Linked DNA regions of Homo sapiens: region 2 is linked to region 1. A link is a contact called in ENCODE Hi-C or POLR2A ChIA-PET data. All regions are on one chromosome and are shown on one strand. The core of a region is the stretch at or near the end of the contact, and the rest is flanking DNA. Distances in the headings are between cores, read along the strand shown. Region 1 has its middle 52 kb from the start of EGFR. Region 2 overlaps EGFR (epidermal growth factor receptor).

Region 1 (4,845 bases), core at 741-3,240:
AAAATGCTTGAAACTTACTCTTGTAGCAATATTCAGGAATATAATACATTGTTGGGAACTATAGTCATCATGTTGTACAATGGATCTCCTGACCTTACTCCCCGTGTCTAACTGAAATTTGTATCTTTTGACCAACACCTCCCCAGCCTCTCCCTGCAGCCTCTGGTCACCTCCGTTCTGCTCTCCATGCACGTGAATCCACCCTTGCTACATCCCGCGTGTAAGTGAGATGATGCTGTCATTAGTTTTAGGACTGTGTCAAGTATGGGAGCGTGGGTGCTGCAAGAGGTAAGATCTCCCAGTGACTCCCAGTCATGAGACTATACAAATCATTAAACATATATGAAAAATACCTATCAAAAGGAAAAACAAATAACTTGGAAAATATTTTTGGCTTATACAGGAAAATGTATTTGTTATTCAAACCAATGAGAATTGAATGAGAGCTTCAAGTTTAAGTACAGAAAATTTGCATAGTAGGAAATATTTTTAATATGCAAACATCAAATGATGATTAACATTGTGATGTGTGAATGAAATTATATTTAGAAGACTGATAAGATACCTTTTACGATTAATGAGGTGTCAGCAGTGAAGGAGGTGTCCCCCTGTGACATACCTGACGTAATGAATGCAGTGTTACTGAAGCCACGTTTGCAGCATCTGTCCTGTGAAAACTGACAGAAAAACATACTGACAAGTAAAAATACCTTTGATCAGGATCCTACTACTGTGACTTTATCTAAAAGTAAGAAGATGATCATTGTGTATTTACATATAATAGCAAATTATTGGCATCAACCTTAATATTCTACCATAAGATAAAAATGGAAATAAATTTTAAAATGCAGAACTTAAAATAATAACTGTGGAGTTTATGCAACATAAAACATATTCAAAGTTAGCATAAATACAAAAACAAAATATATACTTATTTTCTATGTCAAGGTTATAACTATAGAGGTGATGTTCTTTTTTCTGCAACAGAAAAGTGGAAATAGTTTGGCATTTGGGGATAGCAGCATCAATGTAATTGAGCAACAATTAAGCAAACACTAATTTTAAAATGTACTATTGTTACTAAATGTTGCATAGTCAACATGGCAATACTTTCATTCCTTGTGATTAGTAGCGGTTGTATTTCAAGGCTTTGCAATTGTCAGTCCCTGTCTCTCAACCCCAACCCCAAATGGCCACCGGCAGTTTCAGCCCTTTCGAGCCTGCAGCAGAAACACCTGGGCTGTACTGACAGCTTCCAGAGTGAAATGAAGACCGCATGTGGTGCTTTGCCACAGGCCTGGGAATCGAGCTGGGCAGTGCTTGTAGGAACACTGGGCCGGCTTCCTTTCTCCCCACCACCAAGTATGGCCAGGTTATTTGACTGGCCTGCCAGGTGCTAGGTCTTGGTTCACACTTGCAGTCCTCTCCCTGTATAAGCTTCTGCTAGATTCTTCTGTGTTTAAAAGAATGTATTATTCCTCAGAAGGTTCATAAGAGCCTCCCTTTTCTGGGCTGAGAATGCCCACAGGATATCAAGAACCACCACTGCTCCCTTCTCTTCCACTTGGGAGCAAATTCCTTGGCTACCAAGACCATGGCAGTCTACTGTGTCACATCTGTTGGATGTATTTAGACTTCGGGAAATCATTGACCTGGTCATAAGTAGACCCAATGACTGCTCTATCCACTGTCTCTAAAAAAACCCTGAACTAGATACCATGGCTTATCCTGGGTCATTTATTTATTTCCTTGTTAGCCTTCAGTCTGAATAATCCTTACTTATGGATGTTCACCACGTGACCTGAGGTGGAGGATGGTGGCCTGAGAACATGAGGTGGCCCAACATGTTCAAGCAATGGGATCGAGTTGTTTTGTTCTTGTTTGCTAAGATACGTGTGGGGAACTCTGGATACATAGTTGGAATAGTTGGCATCCCTACAGTTTGGAATGTTTGTGTCTCACGCATTCCAAGGACATGCTCAGGTGTGCAATTGCCCGGGCTGTCGCAATACAGAGAAATGGGCCATTCAGCTTGAGTCAGAATAATCATAAACAATGCAAAGTACAAACTTCTCATAAACTTGAATGTGTCTCTAGACTTCGCACGTAGCTATTGAAGGTGAAACCCTCCTCCTCCAAAAAACAAATGGACTAAATCAAGGTTATAGAAGAATGAGCATAAAGGCACTTTATAACAGGGCTATGTTGGAATGTCACTTGGAATTCAGGCACTTGTCTGAAACTTGGCATCTTAGAATTGGAAGAGAAAGACTGTGAAAGGAATATTTAATTTGCTCCATTCCAAAACTTGACATCCAAACACTATTTAAAGAAACAGTTTTGATAATCTGTAAACTTGACATTTTGAACAGTCTTGTTCATTAAACCCCTTCTCTTTTCAGCCATGTTTATGAATCTCAAAAGCAGCACATAAACCTTCACTTACTGACATTTATTGATGTTTCATTTTAATTTAATACTTTTAATATAACAACTGCTGTTATGGTCCAGACACCAAGCTGAGCAATTTACGAGGTTTACCTCATTTAATCCTCATGACACCCCTATGACATGGTTACTATTTCTATGTGCATTATTCAGAATAGAGACTTACACAGGTTTGTTAACTTGCCTTCGTAAGTAAAAGCTTTAGTAAATTCTAAGACTTAATAAATTCCATAGCTCTCATGTAAACCCAGATGGCTTTATTTCAGAGTCAACCCACGTACTTAACACCACACTATGCGATGCGTGCCCAACACAAAGAAAACTCAAGTCAGATGTCAAAGCATCCTAGCATGATAGTTTATATGCTCTTCTCACAAGGGTGACCCTAGTGTCTTGATTCCACTCTGTCCCCTGACCTAGCTCTCATGGTTATGATTCCTTTTTCACCTGCCTTAGGTAGTGAAGGTGTTACCTAAAGGAGGGTGAGTGTGTGGCTCAGTGACATTGCTGAGATGTCACAGGCTTATTCTGAATAATGCACATAGAAATAGTAACCATGTCATAGGGGTGTCATGAGGATTAAATGAGGTAAACGTTGTAAATTGCTCAGTTTGGTGTCTGGACCATAACAGTATTTGTTATATTAAAAGTATTAATAACAAGCTTATTTTCCTGAACACATCTCACCCTGTTTTGTATCTATCTCAATGGGTAGAACATAACTATTGTGCCCAAGGAAGCTGTTCATGAAATAGAGGATGTAGTTAATACCATGGTTCCAAACCTTCTAAAGACAGGTAAACTTAGCTCCAGAACAGTTAAAGTCATTAGACTGTGGTTAGAATCAATTGTCATTCCTCCCTTCCCAAGAAAAGTATCCTATAATTACATTTAAATATAAGAAAAGGCTTTAACTAAGTTATTGCTGACTATATCTTATGTCCAATGAGATAATGAAAGAAAATGAAAACTTTTATTGTTTAAAATCGGTAACAGATTAATGGGTACAGAGTTTCTGCTTGGGGTATGGAAAGAATTTTGGAATGAGACAGTGGAGATGTAATTAATGCCACTGAATTTTACACTTAAAAATAGTTAAAATGGCAAATCTTATGTGATATATATTTTACCGTAAAGCTGTTTGTTTACTTCAAGGTGAGTATAGTCATCCTTCAGTATTTGTGGGGTATTGGTTTCAGTATCCTTTGCAGATATCAAAATCCACAGATGCTCAAGTTCCTGATATAAAATGGCATAGTATTCGCATATAACCTACACACATATACCTTTCTCCTCCATACACTTTAAATTATCTCTAGGTTATTTATAATACCAAATACTATGTAAGCACTATGTAAATAGTTGTTATACTGTATGTTTTATTTGTATTATTTTTGTTGTTGCATTGTTATTTATTTATTTTGAATATTTTCAATGTGGAGTCAATGAAATCCATGGATGAGGAACCCACAGATATAGAGGGTTGACTATAATCCAAGAAAGGGAGAGATGAGAAAATCACAGTGTCCTTTATAAACTGGTCTCTGAAGTTAGATATCATCACTATGTTTCATTCTATTAGTTACAAAGGAGTCAGTAAGTCCAGCTCACACTCAAGGGCAGGGGAATTACGTTCTACCACAGTACTGAAGGGGGAGTATTAAAGCCTTTGTGGTCGTATTTGAATTTCACCACATGTGGTGAGTTATAATGAATATCTTTCAAGTATTAAGCTACTATTAACCTCCTAGAATAAATTTACTTGGTAATAATGTATTTTTTGTATATTGTTATATTTGATTGCTAATTTTTATTTAAGAGTTTTGCATGTATGTATTTTGTAAGGTGCTTGTAAAGTCTTGGTATCTAAGTTATTCTGGCCTCATAAAATACCTAAGATTCTTTATTTCTTTTCCTATTACTTTTGGAATTTTTTTCAAAGAATTTATTCATCTGTTTCATCTAAATTGGCAAATTCTAGGTTGTAAAGTTGTTTATATTATACTCTTGTTACCTTTTTAATAACTGTAGGATACACAGTTATGTTTCTCTTTTCATTCCTAATATTGGTAATTTGTATTTTCTCCTTTTCTCTTCCTTGATCTGTCTTGCTAAACTTTACTGATTTCACTAATTTTTTTAAGGAAACAACTTTTAGCTTTGTTTTTCTTTTTCTTTTTAACAGCTTTACTGAGATAGAATTCATATACTCACCCATCATAAGTCTACCACTTGTCTCAACCATCTTGGGCTGCTATAACAAACATTCCATAAACTGGCTGGCTTACCAAGAACAGAAATGTATTCCTTCTAGAGGCTGGGAAATTCTAGAGGCTGGGAAGTTGCAGATACAGGCTCCAGCATATTCTGTGTCTGGTGAGGGCTCTCCCTTCCCTC
Region 2 (4,232 bases), core at 1,095-3,594, 150 kb before region 1:
GCAATATCACCACAATACCTTGAGTTAATCTGAAACGTACTATGTTGTACCAGGAAAGGTCTGTAATCACATATCACATTTTCTTCCCCCAGACGTGATATTTAATACACAACCTGATAAAATAAAGGTAATTAGGTAGATGATTTTCAATATCTTCTATAGCAAGCCTGTAGACAAAAAAAGAATTCCTGACCTAGTCTTGTTGATTTTTTCTTACTACAAACTAGCCTGGTCATCCTTCTAAAATATCCCACCATGTGAATTATTTTGATGAGATCTTTGCATTGAAGGTTGCACTGTGCTAGTGTGAACCATTAATTAATCAATTCATCAATTAATCAGCTATATACTGAATACAAGACACTGCACGCTGGCCCCAGCACTGAGGGAACTCAGTTGAATGGCAGAAAAGCAAGTCAGCCACTACCCCACATTGTGACAGATGCTGTTGTGGCAATACTCATGAGACATGCTGGAAAAGAAGTTGAGGCAGCTGCTGATTTTCAGCTAAGAGAGGATGAGGGACACCTCATCAGACTGAACAACTAAGGAAAGTGTCCCAGAGGATCTGATGCTTGAGCTGTCCTGTGATGGATGGCTTGGAGGTAGGCAGAGGAGAAAAGGGGAGAAAGGGCAAAGGGAACAGAGAGTGAGAAGGCACAGAGAGGGGAGGCAGCAGGAGGAGTCAGCACATCTGTGAGAGAGTGAAGATCCCATGCAGGTTGGAACGGCTGCTGCCAAAAGTGAGCGGAGCTCAGAAGGGCAGAAATGCGCAGCCATGGCTGCCTCTTGAGGGCGAGGGTAGGAGGCTGTGCATTTCTTCAGCAGCACACAGCGTGGCTGTGCGGTTCCCCCCACTGCCACCAGCAGCCCATTGAGGACACATGCTGCACTGGCCCAGGCATGGACTTTGCAGGTTGGGCAGTAAGAGGGGAGTGAGGGAACACTAACGATGTGAGGCTGTGTCATGCAGACTGGACAAAAAGAGGGAGTGAGACCAGATGGGAGCTGCCAGGTGAAAAATCACGTTACCAAAGGCCAAGGTCGACGGAGGACTAGAGTGCTCCATGAGCAAGGCTGAGAGTGCTGGGAAGACAGCAGGCCAGAGAGAAATGTGGCCCGAAGACTGGAGAGGTAGAGCCTTCCCAGTTATGGTGGGGTCACAGAGGCTCCTAGAGAGCAGATCTCTTCAGTGAATTGACTTGTTGCACAAAGATTATCTAAATAAATTGTTATCATTTCCTTCCAGAAGTGGGCTCAGGTCTCCCCTCCAAGTCTTTTTGGATAGTGAAGAATCAGTAAAGAGCCCCTAATGCGGATTAAAGAGAGATGCCCAGATCCACTGGACTGAACTGGGCAGCAGGGAACTGCCTTTGAAGAACAGGCCCCACATGGGACAGCTTCATTCCCAGTCAAGGTCACTGTCGCACAGAGGCCATATATATTTGTTAAATGACTGAATTACTTATGGTACAAACTTGACTGCATCACTTAAATGCTTTTCGATTCTAGTAAGAGGAAGTTCTTCTAATATTAACTTCGATTTAGTGGAAGTTACCCAAGAAAGCTCAGTAATCCAAAATAGAAGACAAAGTCACCATTATGTGATAGAGTGTTGTATGTCTAGGGGTCTGTTTTTTATGGTAATTCTCTGAACCAGGAGTTCCAATGGAGAGAACAAAACTATAGTGGTGGTGGCTGGGCAGAAGGCTGACAGGGAGACAGAGCAGAAGACAGCACAGTCACGCTGCTGGCTACTAGGACAAATGACAGCTCTCGAAGGGCAGTACCTCACATTCCTCTCATCACAGAAAATGAGAAGGTGTGTAGGACATTCTTCTAATGGCTGAGCTGTTACCTAAGAAGGGTAACACACAATGCCACTGAAACGCCATATGATATCTGCCAGAGGCACGGGGCTCCCATTGACTCCTCCTCTGTTGAAATGGATTCTGAAAGAGCAGCAGCAATGAGAGAAGAGAGCCGCCTTTTCCTGGGAATGTCTGCCAAAAAATGTTTACCTTCTCTTCCATATCAGAGTTTTATCCCTCAATCTATGTATGGTTGTAAGCAGCTAAGCATTCAGAAGTTTGGATTGTATGGGCTTTCTGAAGAGGACAGTGTGAGGAGCTCTTGTTTTCATGCTAAATTGGAGACTTCATCCCTGCACAGTATGACACACTTCCCTGTGTTGTAAGACTTGGATTTAGTTCATGGAATCTTCCAGGCTTTCAAAACAGATGACCTCTCACTAGAAGATCCACTTATCTCTTTCCCCTTGGCCCTGTAAACCAGCCCAGCAAAGTCCCAACTTGCAACAAACAGGCAATTCACTCTACCGGAAAACAGTTATCTAATCTCTCAAAAATGACACCTGGCCAGTTTCTAACCGTAATGCCTTTGGACTCATTTCCATCAAATGTCTTCCTATAAGCAATGTTAACAATGTCTTTATAACTGTAGGTGCTGTAACCAGTGGAGAATACAATTAAAAATAGGAATATGCAGCCCGATGAATGCCCTCCACTCCAAACCAGTGTTATGAGATGTGTCAACAACGTTCCCAGGAGAGCTAATCTGTTCACCATTCAGCAAGTGCTCACTGAGCCCCGGATGTGTGCCAGGCCCTGTGTGTGCTGTGGAGATACCAACAGTCTCCGCCCGGATGGAGCTGACAGTCTAGGAAGGGGGATAGATGTTAAATACTCTGGTGAATATTTCTCCCACCACCACCCATTGGCTGATTTAAAAGGAAAATGGGGGATGCTTTGCAGATGGTTCATTTCCATGTAAACGTCCTTGTGGTTGTAATACATTGCTTTCTCTACTAACAAGAGTTAACTTTCAAATGAAAAAATGGAGTGATTATTTGTCAAACCAAAGTGCTTTCTTCATTATTAATAAAGTTGCTCAACATCCCTTTAGTAAGTGAAGTTATTCACACAGGGTACCAGGAAGTGGAGATAGTCACATATTAGCCCTCTTGGGCCCTCCACGTGTAGGCAGATGAACAGGAACCACGAGGGTGGGTGGCGTCCCCCAACACTGGAGAGCAGGCTGTGTAGAGTGCTCTTGGTCATCCTGTCTGCAGTCCTCCTGCCAGGGAGGGCAGCACCTGATCACAGAGAGACACAGCGATGCAACAGAAACACTGAAAAAGAGTAGCTTGTCCTGGCCCACGTCAGCGGCCTCGGGTCCATCCAGGTTTGCAAAAAACAGGAAGGTTTTCACTTGTATCTGGCTACCCAGTCAGCATACTGGCCTCAGCACTATTTGTATGTCAGGAACTCATGAGACCAGTACTTCTCAAACTCTCATGGACATAGGAGTTACCCAGGACTTTGCAAAAATGCAGATTCTGAGATTTTGGAGGACCTGGCCAACTGCATCTCTAACACACTCCAGGGATGGTTGTGCCCATGGCCCTGGGGAGGTGAAACAGATTTGGGGCAGTGGTCACCTGCTGCAACAGAATGTGTCCTCCAATAGAAGGACCTTTCAAGACACTGATAAGGATGGGTCAAGAGGAGAGGTGAACCAGGGCAGGGTGGGTTCACGCAGCCCAGGAAGACAAAAGCATAGGACCGTATTGTCAAATGCAGAGGGGCCAGGCCACGCCAGAGCGAGGGGAATCCCACAGATGTAGCTACAAAGGGATCCTTGGGATACCTTTTTTTGAACATTTCCTAGATCAGTTTCAGTAGAGTGGCTAAACAGAGATATTACATTCTGAACAAATTCAGGCTTTAAACAGGAGAAGATACACAGTGAGACTCTCTTCCCACAGCATTTGCTAGGGTAACACCAACTCCAATTATGCTGAAATTCTAGTTTCCAAATAGTTGATGGTTGTTGGGGATGTACAGCATCAGAGCCAACATTATCCCCTATATGTTTCTGGAACCACTCGGAAGATTGTGTTGGTTTCAGGCTCTATGTCATGGCTTATTGTCTTAAACCAGGAGAGTCTGACATCCAGTTCCAAGGCTGTAATCTCTCTCTGTTACACCTCATGGGAAAAGGGTTTGTAGGTCATGATAGACACTGTGTATGGAGAAATAGGTACTCAATTCATTAGGAGGGCACTCTCTCAAAAGGCCTGTAGTTATTGATCAAAAATTAATTTTATAGCTTTCACATTCTTCTCAGATCAGATGTATTAGAAAATTAAGGTCTTGATGATGCCTTCCTCTTCTTGCCAGGATAAATTGAATGGCACTTGAACTGTAAAA

The links. Hi-C counts contacts between places; a loop is a spot of excess contacts on that map. ChIA-PET counts read pairs that join two places held with the same protein, here RNA polymerase II (POLR2A). Pooled maps may share reads with other maps.
Region 2: a loop to region 1 is called in a pooled map, with 5 times the contacts of the local background. The contact joins two enhancer-like sites. A Hi-C loop is called at or near these places in 2 of 168 maps with a recorded cell type or tissue (PC-9 and mammary epithelial cell) and 2 of 50 pooled maps. POLR2A ChIA-PET finds 5 or more read pairs at or near these places in 2 of 52 experiments (MCF 10A and PC-9).

Annotation. Positions count from the first base shown.
Region 1 is chr7:54,964,661-54,969,505 of GRCh38, reverse strand. No RefSeq gene overlaps it. Among named protein-coding and RNA genes, the nearest start is that of EGFR, 52 kb to the left of the region's middle. Within about 2 kb of position 1,990, at least 4 of the 41 ENCODE cell types and tissues checked have a DNase peak (open chromatin) inside an H3K27ac peak, as active enhancers do; they include PC-9 and mammary epithelial cell, where a contact is called at or near this core.
Region 2 is chr7:55,119,048-55,123,279 of GRCh38, reverse strand. All of the region lies in intron 1 of EGFR (epidermal growth factor receptor), which reads right to left. Among named protein-coding and RNA genes, the nearest start is that of EGFR-AS1, 68 kb to the left of the region's middle. Within about 2 kb of position 2,344, at least 15 of the 41 ENCODE cell types and tissues checked have a DNase peak (open chromatin) inside an H3K27ac peak, as active enhancers do; they include PC-9 and mammary epithelial cell, where a contact is called at or near this core.